Linked DNA regions of Homo sapiens: region 2 is linked to region 1. The links are chromatin loops, found by intact Hi-C in ENCODE. Cell type or tissue: PC-3. All regions are shown on one strand. Links, peaks and the distances in the headings refer to the core of each region. The heading gives the core; the rest is flanking DNA.

What was found. A loop is a pair of places that touch in the nucleus more often than their neighbours do. Peaks named below come from ENCODE experiments on the same cell type or tissue, not always from the same donor. Only the 100,000 strongest peaks of a DNase experiment are listed, where the experiment ranks them.
Region 2: it touches region 1 in a loop (2.4-fold over the local background); 5 of 110 quality-filtered maps call a loop at or near these places.

What each region holds. Positions count from the first base shown.
Region 1 is chr7:15,716,496-15,727,775 of GRCh38, reverse strand. It overlaps LOC101927558 (a long non-coding RNA gene), which reads right to left. Exons shown (of 4, transcript XR_927057.3): 3 at 9,966-10,064; 4 at 1-2,762. Among named protein-coding and RNA genes, the nearest start is that of LINC02587, 34 kb to the right of the region's middle. In PC-3, for the core only: a CTCF peak has its summit at 6,703; no DNase peak of the experiment used is centred there.
Region 2 is chr7:15,194,668-15,205,947 of GRCh38, reverse strand. It overlaps AGMO (alkylglycerol monooxygenase), which reads left to right. Exons shown (of 13, transcript NM_001004320.2): 13 at 4,589-5,631. The coding sequence ends at 4,663. Among named protein-coding and RNA genes, the nearest start is that of DGKB, 300 kb to the right of the region's middle. In PC-3, for the core only: a CTCF peak has its summit at 6,285 (motif pointing left); a DNase peak (open chromatin) is centred at 7,127; H3K27ac peaks cover 1,321 bases.

The DNA.
Region 1 (11,280 bases), core at 2,204-10,203:
AAAAAGATGTTCAACTTCATTAATCTAATAAAATAAAGTTATACTTTTTACCTAGCTACTTAAATAAAAAGATTCGACAATATTCAGTGTGGGCAAAGGTGGGCAGAGTGTATAGTCATAAATATTTGGTGTGAGTAGATATGGGTTTTGGAGAGTAACCTGGGAATATGTATATAATTTTAAGATTGTCCTCTCTTTCTCCCAGAAATCAAAAATCTAAGAATCTATTCTTCAGTTACATTAGTCTAACCTCTACAGCACATACACATGCAATCAGAGACACTTATGCATAAACGATATTCATTATAAATGTTATTTGCAGGCTTAATATCAGTAAACAATAAAATGAGATAAAGAATTATAGTACCTATATTTAAAAATTACTATAAAACTATTAAAAATAATGAGGTACTAATCTAAAATGGTAAATATGATAATTGAGTAAGTGGATAAACATTTAAAAAACAAACCAATATTTGTAGCATGATTCCAATTTTGGAAAACAAAGAAAGTAATTAATAAACATAATAAATAGATCAGAGTGCACATGTGTATTAATATATAGGCAAATGTGTAATAAATATATCTGATCTATTAAGTAACATCAAGGCATAATGAATATACAGGGAAATTAAAGAAAATAAGTATTTGGACTATGGCCCGAGTACAATCTGCTCCACTGGAAATGGCTGATCTTTGGAAACTTGGTAGACATCTATGATGATGTTCCTTTGAGAATCAAGGTTATCTGAGGCAAGTTATCAAGCTGACATATTGGAAGGTAAACAATATGACACTACAAGAATTGTGCGTATCAGTCAGTAAGTCAAAATCCAAGTATGTATAAAGTTGGCACCGAAGAGCTACTACTAGTTAGAATCTCCAACCACTGGGTTAAGCTACTGGCCTCCATAACCGTGGATCTTTTTGAGATACAAGACAGGATATCAGCATATAAGATAGTGTACTATCCAGCTAATGAAGAATGGATATGAGATAAGAAGACACAGTCTCAAAGAACAAGACAAACACCACAATAAGACGAGCTAAAAGAATAATTTGAGGTTGAGATGCTGACCTGCACACTCAGAAAGCCTGACTAGAACAGAACAGGAAGATAATTCACTTGAATAAGAAAAGATCTATCTCACATCTTTGCTCACAGCTTGAGTGAAATATATTTTTTCCCTCATCAAAAAACAGACACTTTATAATTTTACTTTTGCTCCCAATGGCATCATTATTTTTTCAGTCCACCAGACTCAAAATTTTAAATTATCTGTAACAATTTTTCTCCTTTACCAGCTTCTATAAACCTTGATAATTATAACCCCAAACTGGACATTTTCATTTCATTTGAATTACTAAAATAGTCTTATGATGTATCTTCTTTTTTCTGGTCGACCTTCCACAGAAGTGTCAAGATAATCCTTTTCAAATTAAGTATTTCTTACAAAGTCCTAATTCTTCCCAAGAGCACCGGCTGGGATGAAATGATGTGTCTCAGACAGCCACACTCCCAGACTCTCCTTTCTCAGATGGTTTGCATTGCCACTAGGTTGGATAATTTTCCATTTCTTCATCTCCAGAAATTGAGGAAAGTTTTCCTCTAAGTATATTAAAGCAGAGTGCTTAAGATCACGGACTCTAAAACAATACTCAGTTGATTTTGCAATTTGAATCCACCATATTACAGCTGTATAACTTTGGACTGTGATTTAACCGCTCTAAGTCTAGGTTTCCTTATTCATAAAATAGACATAACATTTCTAAATTCATAAAACTGTTGTTAGAATTCAATGTTATCATCCATGTAAAGTTTATTGCTGTTATTTTTGTTGTATTGGTAGAGTGTCTGGCCCATAATATTTACAATCGTTATCATTATCATAATCATTCCTAGGCATGTCAGCATTTTTCTTTCATTTTTAACACATTTCTTACTAGTGTATGCATAGGGCCTTTTACAAATATACATATTTTTGTTCATTTAAAGAATATTACAGTGTAAATTATATAGAAGAAATCACTTACTGATATGAAGTAACAGAATTTAACTTTCAAGTTCTTTCCTCATCTTTTGAGTTCTCTTTGTTTTTCCTTCATCACATAAGCCCGTAGGTCTTTCCACAGTCTGTTCTTTTAGGTGAAAATCCTCCCCTGGAAATGTGTCAATCTAAAGCTAAATGGTTTCTTTGAATCACTTTAAACAAAAGAAATTCAGAGTGAAGACTAATCTAAATATGTATGTTACGGAACACTTTATTATTCTTCCTGGTTAAGGATAGTGTTATTTTAATGAACATAAATTAGCTAAGAAAAAATGAATGTATCCGATGAACACAAGGGAATCTCACCAACTGACTGAAAGAAAGAGTAGCCGGGACTCCCAGGAACTAAAAAGTAAGCAGGTAGCTGGTCTCCTTTCTCTATCTGCCACTCATTCCAAGGCATGCTCATTAAGCCAAATACTCAGAATATTTTATTTATTAGACCACACAATAGCACCAGATTTCCCTGTTTAATTATTAACTTAAACATAGATGAAATTGGCCACTGGCCTTAGAATATATAACCTTAAGGTGTCAATATCTCTGAATACCTCGGAATATCTCTGGCACTATTAGTATGAATCACTGGAAAAAAATCAGGTTTGTCACAAATAACCAAATGCTTATTCTTGTCTAATCAGCAATGGCCAGAGGTATAGGGCTCCCTGGATAACGTTGCTCAGTAAGCTGATACTGTGGAACAGATGAACTCTGAAAAAGAAGCATAGAAAATATAAATGAATTGACTAGCACACATTAGCAACATGTTCTTTCCCTAACCGCCCCCCAAACCCAAATTAATATCTCAAGAGAACCATCAGTCTCTCCATAAATGACAGTAACTGATTAGGTAGTTATAAGGTGCCAGAGTGCTATCCGCTTTTCTATTGTTATGCCAAGAACAGCTCGTTGTTCACTTTTCATTAGTCTTCTACTATGTTAATATCAACAGCTTAACAACTTAATTAGAAATTATAATAACACTGATCTAGTACCTATTCAGATCACATATTCAATGCAAGGGAAGAATAAGTGTAGAGGAATGGGAATTTGATAAGAAAATACTCAGAATTAAAGAGAAATTGGGAAAATGGTTCTTTGTTCTGTAATCAACTTCTGTCACCACTTGCCTCACCCTCCTGGGGGAAGGAGGGGCTTTCCAAAGCCAACTCTGAATAGGACTTCAGTGCAATTTTTCCAAGACAAAGTCAGACATTGACAGTATAGAATCCAATGATCCTTCCTTTTTATTGGTCCTTATAGGAGTCTTTGACCAGCCACATATCCAAAATAACATACAAGGAAAGAACCATCTTTTCATTATTCATTCCACATTTGAATAGAATATATACATTGAGCATGCAACATCCCCTGCCCTGGAAGCTGTGGACAGAAGCGATATACAAATTAAATAGAATGCCAGGCCATTTCATTATTTCTCTTGAAAAAGTCAAGAGTGGAGATGGCGAGGTCTAGCCACACATTAGAATCAGATGAGAGTTTTTGATAGCCTACTGTTGCCCAAGATCTACCCCCAACCAATTTAATCAGAATTATTGGTTGTGGGTCCACACATTGGTATTTTTTTCAAAAGTTACCCTGGAGATTCTAATCTGTAGCCAGGTTTGAGAAGCATAAGCTAGCCCTTGGGGAAATAATAGTTATTAAGAACACATGGGAGGCAGACTCCAGCCAGCTGGCTGTACTTCTCCAAACTTAAAAAAGAAAAATGCAAAAGAAAAAAAACACAACTGGAGGAAGTCAGGAAAATCCTAAGTATTGAAGAAACCATGGAAAAGAGAGCTAAGTGTGCAAGCTTCTTGCTCATAGAAGGGCTGCCACTCACAGTTTCTAAAGTTGTGCTCCCCACCTCAGGCATGGGGCAGAGGACACTAAATTCAAATTGATCACACACTTTGTTTAAACACAAAGGACAAACATGGAATATTATTCTTACTGGGACATTGTACATAGCTAAGATTTAGTCCTAAATTAATGCTATTGAGACTGACATTTTTCAGGAACTGTTGTCGAGCTATAAGGGGAAGGAGCCCTGAATGATCATTGTCACCTGGCGTCATGGTGCCATTCCTTCAAAAAGTGGCCTTAGACAAGCCTTTTAATCAAACTACCTCTCAATTTCTTTGTTTCTAAAGTTACTGAGTTGATCTGACTGTCCACTCAAACATCCTTTCATTTATCCAGTGAACTGACAGTGAGAACTCTCTCTTACCAGGCCTTGCCTTCAGCGCTATCCTTCTAAATGGATCACACGTGCTTTCTGCCCATAAATGTCCTACAGTCTATTGAATTGCAAGTACGGGGTTGCAGTACAGTGTGAATTGGAAACGTGGGGAGTTAAAGAGAAGGGTTCAAGAGGTCAGGAAAGATTCTCTGTGGAGTTTTATTTTAGTAGGCATTAAAACACGAATGAAGATGTCCTAAACATATGAGATGGGTGGGTAGGAGTGGGGAACAGGAAGCGAGAGAGCAAAGCCTTTAAAAGAACTGTCATGAATCCAGTGTGGCTGGATTTCAGGTTGGAGATGGAGAAGTGGAGGGATGAAGTGCCATCATAAGGGAACATTGTTGAAGGCCTGTGTGTATTTTTATGCACTGATGATAGGATAAGGAGATTAGAAAAACCAATCTACTGTGCAAAGGAAGAAGAATGGCGACACTGAAGTTAGGTATTAAGTTAGGGAGTAAAGTAATAGCCCAGAGAAGAAATTATGATGGCCTAAATAGAGCCTTTTAGGGGCATACTATTCTAAGTATACGTTAGAGAGCAAGGATGAGTGAAAAAATGAACTCATAACCTCTAAAAATTAACACCTTTGAAGTATTTTTAAATGTATAATAAATGCTATTTTCATAGTAATTCTACTTCGAAAGAAATGTATAAGTATTTAAAACTTTGAGGCCAAGTTTTCATTGTCTTTCATTAACCACCAGTAACAAGATTATATTAATGTGAGAATGACTAAACCTATAGGGATATTCACTTAGAGTACTGTGTTCGAAGATACTCACAGATTTCTACACAGTTCTATACATCTTTACTTATCTCATCTCTAATATAGCCCTGGGGATTTTTAGAAAAGAGCATGTAATGTCAACTTGGTATTCAAACTGTAAGCATCAAAGCCTTGGGAACTATCAGGTTATCAGTCTTTACTAGTGAAAACATAACAGGATTTAAGTAGAGCTACTCTAAATGGTTCAGATTACATTTAGGTAATATTTTGAATGAGATGAAGACGGAGAGATTTTCACCCAAGTGACTAGTTTAAATTGCCTACATTTGTGTACCAGATTTTTGTGTGTGTGTGAAGTCAGCTAAGGGTATAAAAATTTTTCTCTCCAAAAAAGAAAAAGCTCTTTATGTTGCTGATATCCAAACAAGTACAAACTAAATATTCTTTCTCCCTAAAAGATAAAAAAAAGAGGAATATAATTTCTGGTTCTTTAAAATACTTCCTGAAGTTTTAAAAGAAGAAATCGACCAAATAAGGCTTTATGATTTAACAAATATAATTTTTGTTTCATTTGCAATCTATAATGGAGGTTACATGTAAAAAAAAATACCTTGAGGTACATAATGTTTACATATTTTTACTATTTATGCTTATAAATAATTTTTTTTGAATCCTTAGAGTAGATCCTAATGCCACAGCCAATTCAGTTACCCATAAAAGCATTTGTGCTTCATCTTGGAAACATGCTTGCTCCTCAGCCTCACCAGTTGCACTGGTTCTCAAGTTTACATGGTCTTTCCTGCTTTTCCAATTGGGTGGTAGACATCTTGGGCCTCAAAAGGACATTTATTTCAAAATGCTCAAGTAATTTTTCTGCTTCTGTCAGAAGAGAAGGAGGAAGAGGAAGAAGAGGAGAGAAGGAAATGAGTGAGTGTGGAGCCAACTGACTGTTGGTTTTGGACAGAGAAGCTTATACCACATACTCATGAGAGACTGTAATGTCTTTTAACTAAAGCAGGGCTTCAAGGTAAAACAGAATAGTGCATTTTTCATTCCACAGGCTCCAAACCAAACGACTACACCAAAACAGCTTGTGGTAATGCTTTAATGATTTAGTAACGTGTCGTTTCAATTATTTCCATTTCTGCAAGAGAAAAATACAGACTAACCCCTAGTGTTTTAAATTGCAAGCTCAAATCAGTGCTAGGATAAAAGATAGAATTTTTCTGGACCTTAGGATACCATGAGAACGCCAGTGAAACAGGAAGTCATAAAAGTATCCACTGCATGAGATACCAACACAGTTAGAAGGACATAGACAAACTATGGGCACTATATTTTCCTGGAGAACATATTTGTAGTGATGAAAGGAAAATGAACTTTGAGATAGTAATTAGCTTAGGAAGCTATATTTTTCTATGCCACAGGGATCTAAAAATAATGATTCAAGGACTATGGGATTATATTCTTTTGGTTAACTAGAAATCCCCTATATAATTTATTATGAGGACATAATAAAAGTATTAAATGAAGAATTCAAAATAAAATGTTTCATATATTAGACACCATTATATATTGTTTCAGAAATTGTTTTGGTTACTTAAAATCAGAAGCTTTGTTTTAGAACTCGGTTTTCCCTTGCAGTTTGAACTGTGACTGGTAGATGGCGCTGTCAGGATGTGATTCATTGTTACGTATAAAAACATTCCTTCTTCTTTTCTCAGAAATTCAAAAACAAGTTTCATATTTGCAGTCTGGTGGGGAATGTTCTTAGCTAGAAAACATACCGAGAATTAATTTTCTAGAAAATTCTCAGAAACGTCAATATATTTTGGAAATTACTCTTGGGTGTTTATTGTTCTAGATAATTAAGTTGTCTATTTCTGTTCCTGACAGACTCTCACTTCTCCAACACTTAAGCATATTTTCCAATTATTCTTTTTTTAACTTTTTAAAAATATTTCTCCCCACATTTAGGTCTTTGTGATGAATCAGAAAGATCTTGGAAGCAGAGGTTCTTTAGGGAACAAGGCCCTTTGAGTCTGTAGCTATAAATTTATTCTTTTCTAGTGCAATTTTTCCATTCCAGAATATCTAAACCTTGATTTAAAATCATGCAGTGCTAAAAAAGGATAATAAATTGTGCGGCAGAGCATTTCTTTTTCTCACCTTAAATGGTGACATCGATTTTATTCACTTGCTTGAGAGGTTAATTAATAATTTCAAAACAATAGTAAAAGAGATTCTGAAGTTCCTAGGAAAATCAAGTAATTCAGAAGGAAAAAAACCCAGGAACAAAACAAGGAAATGTATCTTTCAGGTTCAATTTCCTTAGTGTTGTAGTGGTGGAGTCAGCCATTTTTATGGTTCAGTCAACACAAGTTCAAAACATCTGACCACTGGAAAAACAGGGATTTTCCACATCTACGTATTATGGGTCATATCTTGAATAACAACAACAACAACAATAAAACACTCCTTAGACGTTTGTTCCTAGATCTACTCTCTTATTAAAAATTGAAAGTTACTTGAAAGAGTTATGCCCTGCTGTTTTATATTCTAAATGTAAACTATAATAGTTTTAAAAATGTACAAATACAATATTTTGCAAAATGATTTGGTTCAATGGATTAAAAAAATTGACAGTGTTTCTCAGGCCCATTTTTTCTGATGGTTATAGCTGAAAATTTCCACAAAGGCCATCTAAAATGTTTAGTTTTTAGATTGACATTTTATGTTAAAAGCAAATAAGGGATATTCTTAAAGGTAATGTCTATGTCCTCTCTTTTCTCTATAAAACTCACATGGTATTTAACGCAGGCCATGCATAAATCTGTAATATAAAACAAAAATAGATAGCTGAACATTGTGACTTTTACTTTAAAGTTCAATTCTGGGAGCATTCTAAATATTTTTTCCTTGCTAAAATTAAGAAAAGAAAAAAGGTAGAAACATTTAAAAAATTACGTTGTCTAAATTAAGTATATCATTAGAATATTCTCTTCACCTGCAGAGATTACTTTTCTTTCCAAATCACTCAAAATACATTGTATTATCTGGATGTGTTCTTAGTCAAATCTATCATCTTTAGCATCTGCTATGTTGACAGAAATGTTTTACAGTGTGAAATGGTGGTTCATATTTATTGCTGAGAATTGTATAGAAGTTAAATTCCCTTAGGGAGGCAAGAATTTGGGAACCCAAATATATATCCTCTTGCATCAGAACACTACTGTGGGAAAGAATGAGACAGTCTATGCTTCTTTGTTTACAGAGAGCCACAATCTTTTGACCAGATTTTAAATCAAGTCAATGACTTTCAGTTACCCATTATGTTTCTTTTTCTTCTTTTTCTATTGTGATAGCATTTTTTGTTTTCATGGGGAGGGAGGATGATCAAAATTGTTTCAACTCTGTTTGAAGATTTGCCATCACGGTATAATGGCAGTTGTAAATCATGCACGTTGAGAACGTTCGTATCTGTATCAGCCTCAATACCAAAACCCGAATGAGCTTTTCTCCTTCAATCATAATAATAAGAATTTTACAAACTCTCTGATTTGGTCTGTTTACCGTCATTTGTCTTTATAAAAGGAGACTTACTGTTTGGAATATTATTTGCTTAAAATAAGAGTTTTTATGTTCTGATTAGTTCAAGAAAATCTTTTTTATGGTTTAGTGTATCAAGTATAATATTGAAAATATTAATATTACACTGTTAAGGGGTAATGGGAAATGCCCAAATATCTTTGAACCAAACTTTCTTATACTAAAATATTGTATTTTAAAATATTCCAAATTTAAAATCAAAACAAATAATTAGAATATGACAAGAAGTCAGAAATTCAGCTTAGTGCTTCTAACTGCCCACTGGTATTTCTTCAACTTATCAATATTATTTTGCCTCAATCCATTCCTTTTTTTCTTAAAATAAACTCAAATTTCATGAGTCATTTAAATTAAAATACATATCTACAAATGGTCAATATTATACTATTATATTTCTGTGACAATGTAGAGATATTTAAATTACATGGCATAGTAATTATAGATGTGAAAATTTATACATAATAATAACATTACAATAAGACAATAACAACATTTCTTAGTACGTGAAGCTGGACTCAGAAGTAAATTTTGTTATAGTGTTTTTCAAATGCAGGCTTGCTTTCTTCAAGTTAAGAAGGCATAGTGTGAATTTAAAATAAATGTTATAGAAATTGAACGAGAAAAAATACTCTTCAGATTATATAATTTTCTATTTATTATATTTATGGCAGAAGATAGCACATCCAATTGAAGAAGTCATATTAAATCAATAGTGGTGATCATAATAATTGAAATTCATTCTTTGCCATCTTCTGGAAGAGATTAAGCCTTTATATATCTTGAAAAAATAATAATTTCAATACACATTTTTAATGCCACTCATATTCAGATAATCACTAATTGTAAAAGCCTATGTCTTGCTACTTTTGCTTGAAAATTGGAATACATCCTCATAGTGCTTAATAAATATTTGTTGAGCAGACAAAATCAATGTTGTCACTGGTGGTTGTATTTCTGACCTGACCCACAACGTTCTGTTTAAGCTATGGATTGTGCATAAAGAATAACTCTGGCCTAGCATTGCCAAAAAATTATTAAACGTAAGATAAATTCAGACAAAATCCCAAATCCAGATGACACCTTCACACCTCAGCCGTGACTTCAAACTGAGAAAACTCTGCGCGGTTGCAGTGCTTGGTATTGTATGAGCTCTAAGCTACTGTTGGGAGTTCCACGTCTGGACAAGTGGTCTGGGTGGCCAGGAGAAAAAAAAAAAAAAAATGCAGATTGAAAAAAAATGTTCCGTCAGGAGCACACTTCCCTGTCCTGGAATCACCTATCACAGTTGTTGTGTTTCTCCCAAGTCTGAATTTGGCTGCATAATTACCTTCTGCTGTCTGTGCCTGCTCCCACCAAACTCAGATATTCTCTCTCCCCTTCCATGAACAGAAAATGAAGCAACAGTTTCCTTCCATCTCTTCTTTTCCTGAAGGGAGAACGCAGAAACCCACTCAAGTTTTAAGGAATCTTCATAGCCGTTAACAAATAGAAAGAAAAGCTGTGAAGAGGGCTCCACTTATATCTTTCTCTGTTTTTCCCCTTTTCCCCCTTTGCCTTCTCCTTTGATAATCTACAGACACAAAAGTACACAGGAATAATAATTATGAGACATGCAGAAACTTGCAGTTCAATTCCTGTGAGGAATCCTATATACTCAAACGCACTCAGCCAGCAGCAAGTCTCTGATCATTTCCTTTTATATCCAGGAGCATCACTCTGAAGGAAGAATGATAGACTGAGATACATATTCTCAGGGGAGGTGGGAGGCAGGAGTGTGTTCTCTTCACCTTTGTCATGCCCTTTTTATCTCACTATCTGTCCAGACACAGTAAATCCTGCCCTTGACCAGAATTAAGATGAAGTAAAAAATGTGACCATCCCAGAAATTAGATGAAGTGAGAAAGTGGCCAGCCCAAAATTTAGATGACCTAAAAAAAATGACTAGGGCTAAAGGGAATGCAATGTAAATGTACTTTGTTTGCGTGTGTGTGTGTGTGTGTGTGTGTGTAAGTGTGTAGATATTCTAGAAAACATCAGATTTTGAAATAATGAGATAGAAAGCAATCAAATGTAATAGGGGGGAAAGGTCTGGAAATCCCCTGAAATATCATTTTGGAAGGAGGGAAGATTTTCCAAATTCCTAGGCTGAAAAAAAAAATAAACCCCAAAAAACTAGTAATTCTTAGTGACATTTAGATTTAGGAGACATATTTAAGTTAGATTGATGCAAACTGACAATGTGTCTCCACTTTTAATTGTGCCTTGATTTCCTTCAAATAATTACTTTTGTTTGTTTGTTTGTTTTCAGATGCATTAGATACTCTGCCAGAATGGTCACCAAAAGTTTCAGAAGTGTGCTAGCTGCCAAGAATAACACAAAACTTGTAACACGACATGTCAACATAAAACAATGGATGTGCAGATTGGCTAAACCATGATATATATAACAATAGCCAAACATTGTTAACTTGAAAAATTCATGATTTCTCCCATGTCATAAATTTGAGTTTTATTTCTAAAAAATTTTATTTCCGTCTTTACTTTTCCATACTTTCAGCCCTAACACTGCCCCCAATTCTAAACTGACTTCTGTAAAAGAAATTTGTTAAATGAACTCTTATAGTTAATCCCAGTAATACAGA
Region 2 (11,280 bases), core at 1,597-9,596, 520 kb after region 1:
CAATTCTTACTGTTGCGATTGTTTTAGTTCTATTAAATAGTTAACTGGTATTTTATAAACCTCACTGATACTACAGAAACAATTTTTCAGAAAAATGTACTCTTCCATTTAGGGCCAGGGTATACATTTGTTTAGAATACAAAATAGTTATTCTAATATTCTAATTCTTAAAAATTTTAGGGAAATTTTAGGAAATAAGTATATAAACCTATATTTGGCTGAAAACATATAATTCACTAAATAGTAATAACCCTTCAATTTGTTGTAAAATGACTAAGTCTGACATCTTCACGAAAATGCCATTTTATACTTAAAGTAACTCAAATTTCTTCCTTTACAAAGTAGAGTAAGTGACTTTATCATTCAGCAAAATGACTTAGCTCATTTAACATGTTTATTCATCTTATTAGTGATTCAGGGATATACATATTCATACCACTGCTGGCAATCCATATAAAATTAAATAAGATATATCTCAATGAATGTTTTCTATTTTAATCTTTGTGACATAAATACATGTTTGGGAGACCAAAAAAATTAGCAATTTCAGAGATTTTTTTTCTCTTGTGAATAATTATTCAAGTACATTAAAGCTTTCATTTTATTTGTAAGCTTATCTGAAGGCTGAATTATTTGAAAAGTCTTATTTCATCACTACCACAAAGGCTGTGGAAGATCCCTAGCTAGTTGTAATTGGAACTTTCCACTGCACAAAGTGATATTTGTTTTTCTTTTCTCTTCTGGTTGCTTATTGATAAATATAGTAAGTGTATTAAAACCAGAAGAGACAGATATGTACATAGGTATAAGTCAAATCCACCACATTTCTTTGTAATTTGAGGGTTTGCAATTTGAGAGCATGCAACAAGCACACTATTCTCTCTCCTTTAAGATTAGATGCTTGATTTCCTCTTCATTAGAGCCATTTTGAATAAGGCCTCTCAAAACACAGACATAAACCTGGGTGAGATGATATGTCCCTATAGGCCCAACTAGGGAGGCTGAGATGGGAGGAGTGCTTGAGCCCAGGAGTTCGAGTCCAGTTTGGGCAACATAGCAAGACCTTGTCTCTTAAAACAAAAGCAACAAACACACACACACATAACTGAGAGGAGCAGCAGAATAAAACACCAGTCCCCATTAAAATTTTAATATGGATTACTGACAGATTAGCCACCTGCCAATTGATGAACTTTTTGGAAAGGCATGGTGGAAACATGACAGCATCTGTACAGGCCAAAAGTTCAGGCATCAGAGTTGAGGTTCCTGGGAAGTCAAGGAAATAGCCTGAAGACAAGGACCACTAATGATGTGTTAGCACAAGGACGGCTTGACACTAAGAATGAACTTCCTCTGCTTTATATTTAGAATCCAGCTGTTAAAATCATGGGACTTGCCTAGAACTAGGATACAATAAGTGTGCATTGAGTTTGTATGTATCCGGAAACATCATATATGTAGATTAGAGACAAATATTGCAAAATAAGAAGTCTACAGTTTTCATCTATTCTTTCACTAGCCTAAGTAGGAATTCTGTATTTATTTAACAAATATTTGAGAAATGTGTTAATGAACTATCAAGTAAAGTGACATATTTAATCTAATCAACTAAGGAGACCTAAAATAAATGGCGTAATACAAAAATCAAGAGAACAGTTGGACAAGGAAAATTTTAAATGGAGTGACTACGGTAATCAGGTGGTTATATTGACTCTATGTTAAATAATTTTCTGGCTTAAAATTATAGTGCAATATATATTTGAATCTATACATTGTATGTAATATTTATATATAAACACATATATTCTAAAGTGTAAAATTAACTCTGTTTTCTTCTACTGAAATATTTTCTAATGGAATGGTGAATATTTCAGAGTCACATATTTTTAGAAGGGCACATTTATGTTATTTTATTTCTATGATCCTTTGCCAATCTGGATTTTATTATATATAAAAATTCCAAATTTGTTCTTAAAATATTGATAGTGAAAAGGTCTCAGAAGCCTAGCGGTTACTGACACAAGAAGAAAAATAACTAGGAAAATCTAGGTGATGACTACAGAAAAGGAAATGAATTCACTATGGATGTTCATATTCTTTGAAATGATTTCCTAGGTTTTGCAGTTAGATTTTCTTGGGGTAAATGTAAAACTTTATTCTAGCTCTGATATTTAGTAGTTTTGTGATTCCTTGGTATAACCACATGAATTTTGAGTTCCTACTGTCTCACTGCCAAATTGGATACCAGTACACCAAAGTTTGTCATGAGAATTAGATGACATAATCTAATAAAGGCATGTGGGACAGTGCTGGCCTAAGCAAAGGTCTTCATTGCACATTAATATAATCTGATCCTGACTCCTAGGCTTAACCAGTTGTACATCTCTTTGAAGGGATAACACATAGGAGCCTGAAACAAGCAAGCAAGCAAAAAAAAAAACAAAAAAAAAGAAAAGAAAAAAAAAATAAGACTGCTAACTTCAGTACTGCATTTTCGGTAGGAATTTGAAAGCATTTCAGATAATTGGAAAAGGGAAGATTTTTGTGATTTACTTAGAGGTAGGTCCTAGAGGATAAAGGATGTGAATCACAGTTTCAAAGGTGGAAAGATTTAGTGGAAAGTGGTGGATTAATAACAAGGCATAACTAGACTTGTAATCTTTTCCACTTCCTATTTAGGTAAAAATTTTTAATAGTACTGGAAGTCGAGATGAAAGTATGGATAGTCTAGGGGAATTGAGAATGGAAAAGAGGAGAATTATGAGATTTATGAGAATACTCCGAAAACTTTATATACAACTTATGAGGTTTCACTGAAGTAATTGTACTCAGCCTTCCCTCAGGGAGATCATCCTTGTAACCAATAAAGACTTCTAGTGCCAAATATAGCTTAGATTCCAGCACCCTGCACAACACAAGGTATGTATTAGTTGCTTGCTGAATATTCTGGATCTAAAGTAAATTATTTACTCTGATATTATAGATTTATCATCTCTGTCTCACTTGAAAAGCTATCTTCTCAGCGCCCCTCTCAGCATTAACCCATTTTCATGGACAAATGCAACTCATTGCACAAGTCTAAGAGCTTTCAAAAATACTCCCCCCAGCGCAGTATTATTTTACCTGGCACCATCAGAAGAAGTGCCATGAGGTCATTTCTCTTGAATTACAGTCAAAAGAAACAAAATCAAAACCAGCCTTTAAATATATTGTATTTGACTTCTGAGGCAACTCCAAGACGTTAATATTATTCTTGACTTCTCCTTCAATATAACTGCTGATTTTATTTTTAGTATTTTTTCATATTGTGGGTGTTATAGGCTAAAAGGAATGCATGAATTTGAAGAAGTCCATCAACCTGACTAATGTGAAGGATGATGGTTCTCTAGAAAGATCCAGGAGGTTCATATGAAACTGAACAACCCACTCATAAATGGAAACATCCTTGTTTGGGAGGGTTTTTTTTTTTTTTTTTTTTTTTTTTTTTTTGCTCATTTGTATTTTGGTTGTTGGTGATGTTTTTTCCTCATTCATGCTTTAATAGCAAAATCAGCATAGTTCAAGGTATTTTCTGTGAGTTAACAGCTGTCCTCAGTTAACAGTCTTGACTTCACCGGAGTTCCCCACACCAGAATGCTCCCATGCCTTCATCTTCTTAATTAAATGTTCTCTCTTTGTATATTTCAGTGAATCTTCCAGGTATAGTGATATTCTTCTTGGGGAGAGGCATCTGGTCCTATTTTAATAGTATGGAGGGGAAGTATACACATACATGAAAAATATAGAGAAACTCCTGCACAGCTATCCCAATAACTCTGGTTGTTTTGGCATTGTTTGCTTTCATCATCATTCCAGTTACCCAACCACCTAAAATGGTGATCAGGAAAGCAATCCTATAGTTTTAATTGTCGGTGCCTAGGTAAGAGCATAGGGAAGTGTTTACTTTTGGGAAATCTGATGGTGCAAAGACCATGACCAGAGCCTGGATTGAACAAACTCAATGAAATTTTCAGGCTGCTTAATATGATTCAGTTAAGTCTTCAGTGTGAAAGAAATTTGCAGTTACATTTTTACACCTGATAAAATCAAAAGACTGAGGAGGTAAATCATCAGCAGTGTTTAGAATTTAATTCACGTTGGGCGAAATTCATAGTAAGCTAGATCATACTGACTTGGAGGGATTCTTTAACAGTGTTTTTACTTCTCCTATTCCAAAGGTTTCTTAACCTATATAAGCAATTAGATCATCTAGTATAATGCATACAGCATGCTGTATCTCCAAATGTCAGAAGAAATGTCTGAATATCTAACTTGTCTAGCCTCATTCCTTGAAATGACCCAGATTTGTGAATATAAGAAACAAGCCACAGAAATAAAACTTCTTAACTCCTGCTCCTGTCTTCACACACCATGTTTTAAGTTAAATTGGCTAAGTTCTATCAGTGAACAATTGCTAGATTTAATTTAATAACTTGACTCCCTAAAATGTCCATGTTCATTTTCCTCTAGGGAAATATTTTTAATTCAGTTGAGCAATAGTATTGATTCACTTCTAATTTTTTTTTCTCTTTGTGTTTTATTTCTTCAGATTGTTTTTTCCATTTGCATTGCTTTCTGGGGAGTTAGAAGCATGAAACAACTCACCTCTCACCCTTGGAAATAACCTGAATTTGTACATAATTCTCTTCTTTTAATGAGTTGTCCACACGCATATTATGACTGCATATTAAAATGTAATTATTTTATGTAATGCTTATATGAACTATTTCTTCAATGAAAAGTAAAATTACTTATTTACTATTGTTTGCCTTTCACATTTGTTATTTTCTATTAAAAATTAAAGTCAGTTTTGGTTACTTCCCCCCTTTACTACAATTAAAAAAAGATTTCAAATATAATGATGTTATATTAACTGATAGCCTTATATGACAAGTATAAAAAGAAGGGATGAAACTTAAAAACAGTAAAAACAAGAAGGAATATTGCCTTTACATCAATTTGAAAACAATGTTTCCTTTGATGTTTGCTAAAATTATGCATAGATACATGTTTGTAGTCATAAAAATGTATTACATTGGTTGTCTTCCTAAGGCCACAGTTACCTTTGCAATCCATATAACCTAAGAAGCTGCATTCCAGAAAAAGACATCACTGAGGCCAGGCGCGGTGGCTCACCCCTGTAATCCCAGCACTTTGTGGGGCTGAGGTGGGCGGATCATGAGGTCCAGAGATAGAGACCATCCTGGCCAACATGGTGAAGTCCTGTCTCTACTAAAAATATAAAAATTTAGCTGGACATGGTGGTGTGCGCCTGTAGTCCCAGCTACTCTGGAGGCTGAGGCAGGAGAATCGCTTGAACCTGGGAGGCAGAAGTTGGAGTGAGTGGAGATTGCACCACTGCACTCCAGCCTGGGCGACAGAGCGAGACTCCGTCTCAAAGAAAAAAGACATCACTGAAAGAAAAATGAACAGAATTTGTCAGAATTAGTTTTTTCAACAGGTTACTTTGTCATACATTTCTCTAATATGCTTGGTCAATTTGTTTTGGCAGACTGGGCAGCATGCAGCAATTCTGCATTATTTAAAGTTATCAGAACAATGTTAATTCTCTAAATAAAATTACCCAAGGTGTTGTGTGTACATTGTTCATTGGGATTGTAAAAATCCACCAAGTGTTTCGTTAGGAGGGAACTGACAGGGATAAGCAGGATGAAGTCCAAAGAATGAGAACTGGAAAAAGTTAAAAAAAAAATCTTTATTTTTCATTTATCCAATATTTCTTGAAATCAAGTTAAAATTTAATAATTTAATAATAAAATTTAATAATTTAAATAATCAAAGACACATGTACTAAAAAAAACTAATGCTGTTCTTCATTGAGCTTTGCCTATGTATCACTGGGTTAAGGAGCCTGACTTAGATAATCTCATATTAGCAATACATTATTTAATCTTTGAATGGACAAAAATATAGAGTATTAAGAGAATCAGACTGCAGGTGTCTATGTGAACTGAGGATACAGAATTGAAGCATATTTAGTTTTCAAACTGGAACAGCAGAGGAAGATTAAATTTTGCATGATGAAAAAGCAACACATTCTATCTCAAGTATCAGAAGTGGGTTTGGCTTTGCTTCATTCTTTTTATACTTCTTAATTTAACACATAGTTATAGACAATACGTAAGCCTATAACATATATTGAATCCTGCTTTTGTCCCTTAACAACAATTTTCACAGAATTTTGTATACATATACAGAATCATGTTACAGTAGGGAGCCCTCTGCTGGCTTGAAATTAGGAAATTTAAGGCATAAACATTCTCAAGACCCTGATTCTACATTCTAGAGACTTTTCAGTGGGTAAAACACATTCTTCAGTAATGGCAAAGAAAAGAGACTTTTTGCTAATCTTTACATAGTTGTTTAGTATGTCAGAAGAGCTTAATGATTCCCCAAGGAATGATACATAAATATGTGTATATGCTTTAATATATGTGAATTTATAGGATTAGCCTAAAAATGAGTTTAATAATAGAAATGTTAATAAATAATTCCCCCAAATGAGAAAAGATCCTTTTGTGGTGAAGTTCAGTTTTCTTTGAGTAAATTGAATTCTGTCTATTCTCTCTCTTCTCTCTTGGGTTTACCTCACTGTGATTGTGAATGGTTTTCTATTAGAAATACAGATATTTTCAAGATACAAATTTGTGCCAATGAAAGTGGGAGTGGTTACCAGACAGGTAATGTTCCAGACACCTCCTATACAAAAATTATAACAGTGAAAAAATTAAGACAATGAGAAATCTGACCTAACAGACTCCATCTTGCTTCTAACCTCCAAGGTGTCCTTGTTTATTCCTGGGCACAGGCTGAGCTAACTTTGGTAGGAACTTAGTTTATAGTTTGCCTTTGAAACAAAAATGATAACGGCACTTTCTTAAAACAAACCCCCTTCTTGCCTGGGGACAAGGCTGCCTTTGTGGGACTAACAAATTAGCCACAAGATTAGAAAATAGGCTTAGGAGTCATACAGCTAGAGGCTACAAGATTCGAACTCTCCCCAGTTGCTCCTAGGGATAACATCATTATTGTGAAACCTCAGATTGGTGTTGGAGATATTTTTCAGCTCCTGCACTCCATGGATCAGCTGGCACCACCCAGATGGATAAACTGACTCATCTGGTCTTGTGGCCCCCACCCAAGAACTGACTCAGCCAAGAATAGCTTCAAGGCTCTTTGATTTTTATCTCTGACCTGATCAGTGAGCACTCTCCATTCCCTGGCCCCCTACCCACCAAATTATCCTTAAAAAACCCAGTCTCCGAATTTTCAGGGAGACTGATTTGAGTAATAATAAAACTCCAGTCTCCTATTCAGCTGGCTCTGCATGAATTGAACTCTTTCTCTATTACAATTTCCCTGTCTTGATAAATCGGCTCTGTCCTGGCAGCAGGCAATGAACCCATTGGGCGATTACATTTCTAGGGCCTCTGTGCATTATTAACCAAGGCACTTTATTCTTCACTTTATTCTTTAACCCTGCTAATTTTCCAGTCCAGTTTTCTTTTGCAGAGCACTAATACATGATGACAGAACATACAGCTATTATTAATGTTGTAAATTGATCTTGAGTGATACCATGTAATGTATGCTTACTGGAAGGACTTTAACACACTCTCTCTCTGTCTCTGTCTCTCTCTCTCTCTCTCTCTCTCTCTCTCTCTCTCTCTCTCTCTCTCTCTCTCTCTCTCGGGAAAGCCCTAAAAATAGGACTCGTCAATTACTCACCACTTCTATCGGAGAGATGCAAACTGACTTTGCAAATCATATGAAGATATTTACTTTTCCTAATCTACCATAAGAAAAGATAGAGGAAAGGAGCATTTGTTTAATGAGTAGTCCTCTATTAGTATTATTTTATTTAGTCTCTACAATCCTGTTAGGAGCTGTTAACACTACTTTATAGCAGATAATTTTGAGTCTGAGGTTAAATAACTTGTACAGGCCCATGAAATGTAATAAGTGACCAAAATAAAATTTAAACTCTCTGAAGTCGAACATTGAAGTCCATGATGTTTCCCCATTCCACGATGTCAGACATCTGAATAAGGCAAGCCTTTAAAAGTATAAGCTGAGGAGTTTAAGTTCAGAGTATTTTCAATTCAATTTGATGCTCCAAGATACAAAAAAAGTTCTCAGGATAAGTATTTTAGTCATAAGATTAATTGACAGGGTGAATGAGTCCAGAACTTCTAAACCTTCTAAGAATGGCAACATCGTAAGTTTACTTATAGGATTGCCATATGTCTGAAAGAGGCTACAGGACTTGTCAGTTTCCTCCAGACTTGCTCATTACCTTAGCTCTATTAGTTATGCCATTTACTTCCATATCATCTCATTCCATCAAATTATTTTTGTTAAACTGAATCTAATCGTCTCAGAGTCCTGATATTTAGCAATATGTGCATTCCTAATCATGAATCAGATGTTCAATTAGTTGCTAAAGTATATAAACCCTTGTATTTAACATTAACAGCTTACATGATAGTTTATTAAATATTTTCAAATTTCATTTTTACTAGTGATTATATAATTTAATCCCTCAGTGTGGAATCTGCAATAGAATCATTGACTGGAATTCTTTAACATATGGTATACATTATAGTGTACAGTAATAGGATTTATTCGGGAGAACAATAGAAAATAAGCTTCCTTTTTAATGTCTCGCCCATGTTCTCATAGTCATAGACTCCAGAAACCCAAGATAAAATAGCAAAAAACAGACTAGTTTGACTTTCAGAATCTTAAAACATTTTTTATGTTATAATTTTCAGCAACATGATGGAAGCAGCTTGGCTCTATCTTAAGCCTGCCTCAGTGGAAAAAAAAAACAACAACAAAAAACGTTCTATTCATTATTAGAACATTTTTTTCAAATCTCACTCCAGTTCTGCCATCCGTTCTTCCTAACAACTTACATTCCTTCCTCCCCAAGACACAATTAGAAAAAATTAGCAAATTAAGCATTGATGTTTATCTCTTGCAGATTGTGCCTTCTTTTTGACATTCTACAACTCTAGCACTATTTATGTAAACATTTTCAACCACCCAGGCACCCCAATATCCATGAATCATAATAACTTCATTTCTTGGGCATGTTCTTTCTTCATTTTAACAGCAGTAAGCCCCAAATTACAACTTGTCTTGATTTACATTACAGAAACCAGGAAGACACAGTCTTTGCTTTATGCATCAGGATTACCTGTGGATCTTTTTAGAAACGGAAATGACTGTTGGGAACACTGAATTTAGTAAGACTGAGGACGTGCCAAAGGTTCTATATTTTTCAAACCTCTGGCAATGATAAGCTGCAGAAGCTACAGCCAAACTAGAATGAAGGAGAACTTCTCTTGTCCCTCCTGTCAAGTTTTAGAAATAAGCAGAAAAGTTGTGCAGTGTGAGAGAATATTGTTTCTATAGCAAAGATGTTAATTAAGAGAGGTAATACTGATTAAGTAAGCATGGATATTTAGACATGCCACCAAAGTTTTCTGTTTCACATGAGATCATTTTGCATACATTTTAAAAGAAACGGAGCCAGCCGGGCGTGGTGGCTCACACCTGTAATCCCAACACTTTGGGAGGCCAAGTTGGGTGGATCACATGAGGTCAGGAGTTCGAGACCAGCCTGATCAATATGGTGAAACCCCTTCTCTACTAAAAAAAAAAAGTATAAAAATTATCCAGATGTGGTGGTGGTGCCTGTAATACCAGCTACTCTGGAGGCTGAGACAGAAGAATCGCTCGAACCCGGGAGGCAGAGGTTGCAGTGAGCCGAGATCACACCACTGCATTCCAGCCCGGTGACAGAGCGAGACTCTGTCAAAAAGGAGAGGAGAGGGGAGGGGAGAGGAGGGGGAAAGAAAAGAAAAGAGAGGAGGGAAGGGGAGGAACTGAGCCAGAAAATGTAAATACTATGTAAGCATCAGCAAGCTGGAGAGTGAATGGAGGTAGAGTGGGGAATGGAGATGTGGTCGAAAAATATTGTCACCATAGGTCCTGTTTGCATTTGTCTGATTTTTCATTTTTAATGGAAGATTATTAATAATGGTAATGATACAGGAGTTAACAAGGCATTATTTGGGCAGATTATGAGGATAAGGAAGTCCTCGGTAAGGTTTTCCTTTTAAAGAAAAGCAGCTCCTAAATCATTTTCTTTTCTAACAAAAAGCAGTCTGTAAAATCAAGCTGCAGTCATGGAAAGGCAAGCTAGAAGCTTGCACAGGTAAATGCCAGCAGTTGTGCCAATAGGAAAGGGGCTACCTGGGGACTAGGCATGTTCAAAACGGTGGTTCCATGTTCCCTTTTCTTTGCTAACCACGTGTACGGTAAGGAGCAGACAACATGGCGCCAGCCAAGTACAAAACCCATTTGCATAATAAAAAGATTAGGGTGGAGTGACAAGCTTCTTCGCAGTACTATGTAAGCGTCACACCTGGTCCAACCAATCTTTGGGCCCTATGTAAATCAGGCACTACCTCCTCAAGCCAATCTGTACAACCCTGTGCACTTTACCAGGGGCACGGAAGACCCACTGGGGCACCCATCTCTCCCTGCAAGGAAAAAAGCTATTCTCTTTTCTCTTTCTTGCTCCTATTAAACCTCTGCTCTTCAACTCACTTCTTTTGTGTTTCCATGTCCTTAATTTCCCTGGCATGAGGCAAGGAACCTCAGGTATCTATCCCAGACAATGACTGCTTTAGTGTTAAAATATACAGGGGGTTAGGTTTGGTAGATCCCTATTTTACACTTCTGGCTTCTTCCAGGGTCTCTTGTAGTAGTGTGAGGTATGTGTGCTCACTGAAGGGAGCTCTCCCTGTAACACAAAGTTAAATGTAAAAGATGTCCATACATAATGGTTTCTCTCCTCCCCTTATCCTATTCAGGCAAATCCAACCAACACATCCCTTTCAGAGACATTAGACAAATGCAACTAACACATCCCCTTCTGAGGCAGTACACAGCATGCATTTTAACTTGCTGGTAAAATGATGTCTGCTGAGACAATCGGAGCCTAAAGGGGGCTAATTCTCTCTAGACAGGGGGTATTGGAGATCATCTAAAAATGGAACCTGGCAGCCACACGGCACACTAGGAAACCTTGGCTTGGCCTACGTAATAGGCTGCAAGATGCATAAAATCATCAGGATGCCATGAGCCCCTCCCCACCAAATTAATAACTCCATATTTAGTAAGCTAAGTACTGATTTGCTTTTGAAT